Linked DNA regions of Homo sapiens: all the other regions are linked to region 3. The links are chromatin loops, found by intact Hi-C in ENCODE. Cell type or tissue: heart left ventricle. All regions are shown on one strand. Region 1 overlaps CARS2 (cysteinyl-tRNA synthetase 2, mitochondrial). Region 2 has its middle 22 kb from the start of NAXD. Region 3 overlaps LOC105370362 (a long non-coding RNA gene). Region 4 has its middle 45 kb from the start of LINC00368.

Region 1 (2,500 bases), 140 kb after region 3:
AGCTTGTGTTTGCCAGTTGCAAAGTTTCCTTGATCTTACCAACACCAGTGTCCGCAGTAAGGACAGTACTGATGCAAATCAGTAACTGCATTAGTAAAAAAGAATGTGAAGACTCAAACTTTGTAAAGGCTAAAAGTTGCACCCACGCCTGGGGCCTGAGGACAGCTACATGCTGCTGTGTGGTTGGAGGGTGCTGGATGGTGGCTGCGGATCTGTGGTACTGAGAATGGCCATGGTCACAGCCCGGATGAGCATTGCCTCCTTCCTAGGGAGACACATGGCCTGGAACACACAGCGGCTGCAGCCGGGCAGCCTTGGAGCATAGGTTGGTAGTGCTTTCTTCTTGACAAAGCTCCCACTCTGAGTGCCTCCTCCCCAGCTCTGCTTTCTTAGGCTTTGTGGTGGAAGGGGCAAGGGCAGCCCAGGCTTGCAGGAGGCTCTGGAGAAGGTTCTGACCTCAGACTGCAAAGCGGACCTTGGCACTCAGCCTCACAGACACTTCAATATGCAGATGATTTTTTTGTGTGTTTTTTTTGGTAGAGATGGGGTCTCACTATGTTGCCCAGGCTGGTCTCGAACTCTTCAGCTCAAACAATCCTCCTGCCTCGGACTCCCAAAGTGCTGGGATTGGAGGCGTGAGCCACTGCACCCAGCCAGATGATGTTTTCAATCTGAGTAAAAAGGTAGTTTTAGAAGATGACTGGGCAAAGAAAGAGTGTCTTTGCTAGCTGGTGTGTAACATAAAGTAAAGAAAGAGTGTCTTTGTTAGCTGTTGTGTAACACAAGGCACAAGATCTAAATGAAGGTCAGTGATAACACTTTTCTTTTTTCTGATTAAATAATTGTCTCAGTAGTTTACAGAGAACTTACATTTGTGTTTTCACTTTCACGTCTGTGTACTCATGATATGTCCAAATCATGCATTTATCTTATAGTATTGTTTTTAATTCTGGTTAACAAATATATTAAGCCAGGCATGGTGTCACTCCTATAGCCCCACCTACTGGGAAGGTTGAGGTGGGAAGACTGCCTGAGCCAAGGAGTTCAAGGCTATCGTGAGCTGTGATTGTACCACTGCACTCCAGCCTGAGCAACAGCAAGACCCTGTCTATAAAAATATAAATACTATATATGTATATGGGGCCAAATGCTATGTTCTGTATTTAAATTCTAATTACTTGTTAGATGTTAAGGTTGTCAATATGCTGATATTCAGACTGAGAAGTGATGAATTCATAATTGTCTTTATAAACAGGCAATGTCTACTTCGATCTGAAGTCTAGAGGAGACAAGTATGGCAAATTGGTCGGCGTGGTCCCTGGTCCAGTCGGAGAGCCAGGTGGGTTGGCCGGGCTCAGCCCTGTGGGTCCCTGACCTCTGCCTCGGGTCTCAGCTCTGGGGAGATGAGATCTGGAGCGCAGACCCCTCCACTTGCTCAGACACTGGCCTTACCCAGGTCACAGCTGTGTTTTAAATTTAGTGTGGTTTCTGTGGATGGCTCCAGCTTGTGAGGCATATAGTTCAAACGGCAAGTGGGGCATCGTCCACCCCCGCCCCCAGCGTGCCTGGCTCCATTCCCTGGAGACAGTGCTGGTCACTGTCTCCTTTTTCCTCCCCAGGGTTTTCAGCGCACATGAAAACCTCATACACGTACATCATATTTTCGCGTTCTTCTGTGTTACCGTACATTTAATTCCCATACGTGTCTTACTATGTGTTAAACTTCCAATCTGTTTGAATCTCTTCCTTGCTCTATTCTGTTCCAGGGAGTTATTAGGTCAAAACATTTTTATGGAGAAGAAATAGTAAGCGCAGTATATGGAACTAAATTTAAAATAATTTGAAAAGGATACTGTCTAAGGGAATCAAACAAGAATAACAGGGACAGACCCCAAAGACTGTTCAAGGTATTTCTGGTTTTAGGCACTGTCTTTCTGCGCCATAAACTGTGCCAATGAATCCTAACCATCCATAGCACTGACCCCTCAGGTTCTTTCCTTCCCCCGCCGTGGTGCCCTGTCCCGCTCCCCGCACAGGCCGGAACACAGACGCCCACATCAGCCACGTGTGAGGCGTGGCTACCAGCAGGCCGTGTGGGCTTTGCTTACACATGTGGAGGAGAAGTTTCTGAGAGTTGTACATTCTGGCATCAGGAAGGTTTTTTAAAATTATTTATTTAATAGATTTGCTTTTTAGAGCCATTTTAGCTTCATAGCAAATTTGAGAGTAAGGTACAGAGAATTCCTGTCTACCTGCTACCCTCCACACCGCCCCCCACACTGTCAGCATCCCCCACCATTGACGCATCAGCTTTGCCCAGAGACCAGAGTTGGCATCAGGGTTCACTCTCGGCACTGTGTGCTCTGGGTTTGGGTGAATGTATAGCGACATGTTTCCACCATTCCAGCATCACGCAGGATACTTGCACTGCCCTGAAAAATCCTGTGTGGTCTGTCTGCTCATCCTTCCCTCTTTCCCATCCCTGGAAATCACTGGTCTT
Region 2 (2,500 bases), 230 kb after region 3:
GCCCACTACAACCTCTGCCTCCTGGGTTCAAGCGATTCTCCTGCCTCGGCCTCCCAAGTAGCTGGGATTACAGGCATGCGCCACCACGCCTACCTAATTTTTGTATTTTTAGTAGAGATGGGGTTTCACCATGTTGGCCAGGCTGGTCTCAAACTCCTGACCTCAAGTGATCCGCTGGCCTTGGCCTCCCAAACTGTTGGAATTACGGGCGTGAGCCACTGCACCTGGCCTTCATGTTAATATTTTAATAAGTTTTAATTTTTTGTGTGCATGGAGGACTTCACAGGAAAGAAATGAAGACCCACAGGAGCAGTTAAACATGGGGCTGGGGGCCAGCCGCGGTGGCTCATGCCTGTAATCCCAGCGCTTTGGGAGTCTGAGGTGGACAGATCACCTGAGGTCAGGAGTTCGAGACCAGCCTGGCCAACATGGTGAAACCCCATCTTCTAAAAATACAAAAATCAGCCAGGCATGTGGCATGCACCTGTAATCCCAGCTACTCAGGAGACTGAGGCAGGAGAATTGCTTGAACTCAGGAGGCAGAGGTTGCAATGAGCCAAGATTATGCCACTGCACTCCAGCCTGGTGACAGAGCAAGACTCTGTCTCAAAAAAAAAAAAAACAAAAAATGAAAAACAAACAAAAAACAACCCACAAAAAACCAAACAACAAAAACCGTGGGGCTGGGGTTCTATGCCCTTTTAACAAAGGGCTATAAATTGTGGAGACAGGACAAGACCAAGGAAAAAGAGTTTGGGCTTCTAGAGGTGGTAAACTGTGGAAAGGAGCATATGAGGAAAATGAACAGAAGGGAAGGGTTATAGGGTTATTTAGTAAAGCTAGTTTACGCAGACGCATCCTGGTGCCATCTCCATTGTCAGTGATGATGTTGTTCTTCCCTTCCCGGTATGAGAGATGGGGACACCCCCATGACAGAAATTTATGCCCGGCTTTTAGGCAGAGAGGGGAGGGCAGAGAGCCTTTCCTGTGTCTACTTTTTCTCAATTGCCTTCCAGTTCAAAATAATCTTTATGCCAAAGTGGCATATCTTGAGGCGGCATATTCTAATCCCCTTCTATTGTAATATATAATGGAAACTGAGACTTCAGCAGTGCTGTCTACTAGAACTTTCTGTGATGAAGGAAATGTTCTGTGCCCGCACTGTCCTATATAGTAGCCACTAGCCACATATCTGTTGAGCACAAGAAATGTGGCTGGTACAACTGAAGAGCTGAATTTTAAATTTTATTACATTTTCATTAATTTAAATTTAAATACGCATGTGTGGTTGGTGTCTGCCATATTGAATAGTAGAGCTCTAGAACATTAAGAACTTAAACAGAAAACACTCATTTAGCTTTGAGCATGAGAAATTTTACATTGTTGTATTACGTACGACACCTAATACTCCAAGTTGTTTCCTGACGGGACATTTACTTTTTAGTTTAATATTTGCCTGTAGTGCCCTCTACTGTCTCTAGGATGACTGTGTTGGGAAATGTCCCCAACTTGAGTTCCTTCAGATGACATTCTGTTCCAGGGGCCCTGCAGTTTAGCCCAGAGCTGTCATTATCAGATGGTTTGTATTTAGGTCTGATCCTTCAAGTAGAACTTCTGATGAAGATAAAACTTAAACCAATAAAGAATTATGTAATTCTATCTTATTAATGAAAGGATCATAGACCTTTGGGAATTTTTTTTTTTTTTTTTTTTTTTTGAGAAGGAGTTTTGCTCTGTCACCCAGGCTGGAGTGCAGGGATGCGATCTTGGCTCACTGCAACCTCCACCTCCCGGGTTCAAGCAATTCTCCTGTCTCAGCCTCCTGAGTAGCTGGGATTACAGGCACATGCCACCACACCCAGCTAGTTTTTGTATTTTTTAATAGAGGTGGGGTTTCGCCTTGTTGGCCAGGCTGGTCTCGAACTCCTGACCTCAGGTGATCTGCCCGCTTCGGCCTCCCAGAGTGGTGGGATTACAGGCGTGAGCCACCGCGCCCAGCCTGGGATTGTTGATTCTCCATTGTTTCGTTCAATCTTTCCTTCTTGACGGAAGTAATATCGCTGGGCGTTGTTAAAGGCTTATGTCTAACATTTATATTCTGTGTTAGAGTAAAAATAGCCAGAAAATCCAGGACTTGATTTGCATGGGTCTGAGGCATATGTGGGGCAAAGCCGCAGGAGGCCCTGAAAATGACACCAAGGAATTCAAGTCCAATCCAGAAAGTGTGGAAACCCAAAGAGTCATCTTCAGGAGGGGCCACAACTGCCATTTGTTCTATAGATACATCAATTTTATGAGTCAGAATCATTTCTCATAGTAGACTCAGAGGCAGGGAAAAAAAAAAAGAGAGAGAAGTCAGACTGGGTTCTGCTTAGGGGATGTGGAAATATTAAATTCAAAACAGTATTTGGCATAAATGTTCATGGGGAGAAAAAACGATGGCCTTTAGGGAGGAAGATGATTTTCATACTCAGTATGCCACATGAATCACGAAGTAAAA
Region 3 (2,500 bases):
CGAGGGACTCACCCCTTATTTCTAAGGGTTTTCTTAGGTGGGCAGGATGGACAGGCTGGAAGCAGAGTCCTCGGTGGAAACATTAACTGCAGAGATAACCACTTCAGAGCGAGGCAGTCCTTAAGTTCCCTGTGTCCACAGAGTCTGCTTGACAACGCCATCAGACACCTGAAAGTCATCCCCACGGTAACAGTCAGCCGGCAGCAGCTGGATTAGCGGCCCATCACCAACAGCCAACACACCTGCTGGCACTGGGGACACATCAGTGCCTCCCAACCCACAGGACGCTTTTTGAAAAAAAAAAACCTTAAGCATTTATGTACTGAAAGCTATTTTCAAGAGATATTATAGGAAAACACGGGCATAAATAAAGTTATATTGTATATTGGAATCTGGTTGAGATAATAAGTTTTAGATATGTGGTAATTTTCTACTAAACCCAAAAAAGAAAAATGGAAAGCCACGTAGCTAACAAGAAATATGTTGTGTTTATAAATACAAGTATATAGGCTGCAAGTAAACACAATAAATTTACTTGTAAATTTACAAGTACTTCACATATCATATAAAAGCAAATATAGACATTGTATTTCAGGAAATGCCAGTAAATAGAAAGCAAGCCACAATATGAAATGAATTAGAATAAATTTATATAAGATTCATACTGACAAGGCAAATGCATTACTAAAAATTCTTACAAAATATGGAGCAAAAAAATAAATTTGGATGAGTCTTTACAAAGGTATCCACAATACATGTAAAGAAAAACATAGTCCAATAAAAACGAAACAATATAGAACACAAGAATTCATTTGAAATAATTACAATGCCAGGTAACAGAAATGTCACTAAATATTTAATACCTGGTGAGCAGTAGGGAAAAAGTAAGTTCTGCTTGAACCTAGTAGCAATGTCGCCATTGCTTTAGGATCACACCTCTGGATGGTATTCAGTTCAAATCTTAAACTTTGTAGGAAAATCTCAGGTTCTGTGTCCAATCGGCTGTGACCTACGGCCGAGGCTGAGGCTGGAGCCTTTGCCCGGGTGCCTGATGATGCTGCCCAACACCAGCAGGGGGCAGTGTTGCCACCCACATGCCAGGGAACTCATGTCCCCAAAGAAAGCCATCGGAGGCAGGGACGTTCCAGGACATATTTTTGAGAAAATAACACGTATGGTACCTAAAACAACATCAAACCTCAGTTCATTTGTGAACTATGCTTGGGGGAGCCACCAATAACTCCACAGCAGCATTCAAGTCAAACCACAGCGCCTCCCAAGCATTGGGGAGCATGGGGGTCTCTGGAACCTGCACCTGCCTCCAACCGGTCAATCCGCAGAGCAGCCCTCTCCTCCCTGCGTCAGCGGCGGCACCAGTGCCATTGGTGAAGGCTTGCAGTGGACTGTGCCAACCCACCCACCAGCAATGCGTCTGGCCCTTCATAGAATCGAAGACTCCCATTCAGCTAAGAGAGATCAAGATTGTCCCCCAAACTAGAAAGCTGCTCTCAACACAGAGTTTTCATTTCGTACCTGTCAAAAGAGCAGTTTTTACTTATTTAGACATAGGTTTTTATTGATATCACTCCTTTGTATACTTAACTAGGAAAATAAGGCAAAAACAATTGGTCTCGATTCCTCTGTGCTTCTTCAGGGTACGTCTGTCTTCCCAGTCACCGCTCCAAGCAGGACTGCATGGTTGGCCTCCTTGTGCCACATCCTTTCCTGTGGCCTCAGGGGCCTGAATTGGGGGCGTTGTGAGGGTCCCCACCAACGTCTGCCAGCGGCTTCTGTCCCACAAGTTTCTATGCAGACAAGGAGACAATGCAGCCAGGCGTGTCCTGAATCCAGAGGTGGTAAAATGGGGACAAACAGGCCTCTTAGAGCTGGGAACACGTGGTGTGTGGCATCTGTAAATACATGGGTATGCAAATGTACACTATGTATGCATATATTTATTAGATATTTTATATATAATAAAATATATATTAAAGATAAAAGACATTAAAATGCTAGCAGTGTTGTCTGGTGGGGGCAGTCGAGGTGATGTAGTAACTGCTTCTTTTTTCCTTTATTTCCCCGTGTTTCACTGTTTTCTACGCAGAGCTTACATTTCTTTTTGAGTAAGATTACTTTAAGGAAACAACAATAACAAAGTAAAAACACCTACTGTAGAGTCAATACAATTTCATCTAAATCACAGATTTCTTTTCTTATGGACCTTGAAAAGCTGATTCTGAAATTTATATGGAAATAAATGAAGGACCAGGTACAGCCAGGACCCTTGTTCTTCAGGAAGGACATGGTTGGGGCTGTGCCCTCTCAAAGCTCAAGACAACTCCAAAAGCGAAGTCTTTAGAACAAGCAGCTTGGCAAGACCACGAACACACGGGCAGTGCCGCAGAGCAGGCCAAGCCCACTCTCACCCAGAAAACAGACCTCCGTTAAAACAGGTCTGCCGTGTTTAATAATGGCATATGCATAAGTGTGTAAACAGCAA
Region 4 (2,500 bases), 230 kb before region 3:
TCCAGCAGCACTGACCAGCTGCCTGCCAGCTGCGCTACAGTCCCCACCCTCCTGGCGTCTCACCAGGCAGAGACCTCCTGGAGGCAAAAGGGGTAGACAGGGAAGAGATGCGACCCCTCTCTGTTGGAAATCCTCAAAACTTCTCTCTATGCTCTTCCCTTAATTTGTTCTTGTGGGCAAGAGAGATGTAGGAGTGTGTCACACACGTGTATGAATGTGTGCATATGCCTGTGTGTGAATGTGTGTGCATATGCCTGTGTGTGCATGCATGCGTGTGAGTGGGTGCATATGTCTATGTGTGCATGCATGATGTGTGTGAGTGGGGGCATACATTTGCACATGCATGCATGTGTGTGAGTGAGTGCATATGTCTATGTGTGCATGCATGCATGTGTGTGAGTGGGTGCATGGGTTTGCACATGCATGCATGTGTGTGAGTGGGTGCCTATGTCTATGTGTGCATGCATGCGAGTGGGTGCATATGCCTGTGTGTGCAAGCATGTGTGTAAGTGGGTGCCTACCTTTGCACATGCATGCATGTGTGCACACACACATGAGCTGCTGCATAGATACATGAAGAAGAACTGGGCCACCATGAGCCCTGGCATCATGGAAGCTGTTAGGAGAGAGCCTCCCTTCCTCTCGGAGGGCCCTGTGGTGACCTTGCTTATGGCCTGAGTGGGCAGAGAGGTGCCTGGTCTTTAAGGGCTCCTGCACAGCAGGACAGATGACCTGACAGAGCGATGACCGTGAGAATGAGGCCTCTGATGGGTGACAACGTTTCCTGGTTTTCTATCCAGGAGGCTGATTTTTTGGCCTGAGGTGTCTGGACATATCACAGAAGGTAGACCCTGAGGACAAAAGTCAGACATTTCCAGAATCGAGAGATGAGGGCTTAGGGCCACCCTTATTTAATAACAAAAGGACTGTGACCTTGTTCTATAACCCAGGCTGGCTGAGGAATGTTTAGCAAACTGAACACACTTTGCTTCCCCAGTTCCCGTCGTTGTAGACAGAAACCTGTTTGCTTCCTCTGTAGGTTCTGTGTTTCCAGTGAGTAGGATCTTGTTAGAGGCTTCATTCATTCATAGCCACAACAAATGTCCAAGTCCCCCCAAACTGCCCCAGTTTTCTAAGTGAGTGAGTTTCCAAGTTCCTGGAACTTGGAGTCAGAATAAAAGGTGAGCCACCAGAGGGCACCCCAGGCATAATTAAATTGCTCAGGAATTCTCCCCCCTTCCCCACTGCGCACCCCAATTCTGAACTGGATGGCTGGCAACCCGCCAAGGGTAGGTCTGGTCAAATGTGCAGTTAGAGGTCAGTGCTGGTGCGGCCCCGCCCCAGCTCCACACCCCTCCCCAGCTCCAAAACCCCTCCCCTGAGTGTCCTTCGGTTTTTCCCGCAACCTCGGCCTCTTTGCACCCTACCACCCCTACTCCACACACATGAACAGGTGCACACAACGCACACACCTGCACACACACGCACACACATGCATGTGCACACACACACCCCTGTAATCCTGCCCTTCCGCCTCCATCTCCAGGGGACAGGACCAAAGCGAGTACGGTTTCTCTCATGGTCCCCTCATCACCAGTGCTCTTTGGGTCAAAGAACCAGGCAGCCCAGCCTTGTCCCCTCGGGCAGCTTGATGTCATAAGAGGAAGATGTGGAGAAGCTGCGGGGGCCTCGCAGCCTCTGCAGAAGTGGTAGGGGCCGCTGTATCAACCAAGATGCGGCAGCCTACGAGCCTGAAGTCAGGTGCAGAGACCAAGACGACCTGCAACTCCATTTGTTCCATAGAGCTGTGCTTAAAATTGCCAATTTTCTCAAAATTGGTGAGAAGTCTAATGCAGCCCTGCCTTAGAAATGTGTATGGTGACTGGCCCCAAACACTCTGTCATCCTTGCCCATGGCTAGCCTGGCACCCAGTAATTCCACATGGACCCTTTTGCTGTGGAAGCCCACGTCACAGCACTGAGGCCAGCTGAACCTGACTGTGACTGGACGGGACCGCATTGTTCTATACACATGAAACTTGCAAATACCGGGATGCTGCTGCATTGTCCCCGGGGTGACATGGGGCTGGGAGTCAGTTGCAGAGAGATGACCCTTCAGGCCACGTGTGGGTGAAACCACTCACAGAGGGCCAGGCGCGGTGGCTCACGCCTGTAATCCCAGCACTTTGGGAGGCTGAGGCAGGCGGATCACTTGAGGTCAGGAGTTCAAGACCAGCCTGGCCAACATGGCGAAACCCCATCTCTACTAAAAATACAAAAATTAGCCGGACTTGGTGGTGCACGCCTGTAGTCCTAGCTTCTCAGGAGGCTGAGCAGTAGAATCACTTGAACCTGGGAGGTGGTGGTTTCAGTGAGCCAAGATCATGCCACTACACTCCAGCATGGCCAACAGAGCGAGACTCCATCTGAAAAAAAAACAAAAAAACAAAAAAACCCACTCACAGAGACCAAGTGGAATGGGAAATGTGAGAAGAGAACAG

What was found. A loop is a pair of places that touch in the nucleus more often than their neighbours do. Peaks named below come from ENCODE experiments on the same cell type or tissue, not always from the same donor. Only the 100,000 strongest peaks of a DNase experiment are listed, where the experiment ranks them.
Region 1: a loop joins it to region 3, with 5 times the contacts of the local background. A loop is called at or near these places in 32 of 110 quality-filtered maps.
Region 2: it touches region 3 in a loop (13-fold over the local background); 94 of 110 quality-filtered maps call a loop at or near these places.
Region 4: a loop joins it to region 3, with 4 times the contacts of the local background. A loop is called at or near these places in 5 of 110 quality-filtered maps.

What each region holds. Positions count from the first base shown.
Region 1 is chr13:110,681,890-110,684,389 of GRCh38, reverse strand. CARS2 (cysteinyl-tRNA synthetase 2, mitochondrial) reads left to right here. Exons shown (of 15, transcript NM_024537.4): 6 at 1,256-1,339. Among named protein-coding and RNA genes, the nearest start is that of CARS2, 23 kb to the left of the region's middle. In heart left ventricle, a CTCF peak has its summit at 1,005 (motif pointing left); no DNase peak of the experiment used is centred here.
Region 2 is chr13:110,592,640-110,595,139 of GRCh38, reverse strand. No RefSeq gene overlaps it. Among named protein-coding and RNA genes, the nearest start is that of NAXD, 22 kb to the left of the region's middle. In heart left ventricle, a CTCF peak has its summit at 1,465 (motif pointing left); no DNase peak of the experiment used is centred here.
Region 3 is chr13:110,818,200-110,820,699 of GRCh38, reverse strand. It overlaps LOC105370362 (a long non-coding RNA gene), which reads right to left. Exons shown (of 2, transcript NR_158538.1): 2 at 634-1,910. Among named protein-coding and RNA genes, the nearest start is that of LINC00567, 6.4 kb to the right of the region's middle. RefSeq lists a silencer at 974-1,043. In heart left ventricle, a CTCF peak has its summit at 1,060 (motif pointing right); a DNase peak (open chromatin) is centred at 1,069.
Region 4 is chr13:111,049,145-111,051,644 of GRCh38, reverse strand. No RefSeq gene overlaps it. Among named protein-coding and RNA genes, the nearest start is that of LINC00368, 45 kb to the left of the region's middle. In heart left ventricle, a CTCF peak has its summit at 1,197 (motif pointing right); no DNase peak of the experiment used is centred here.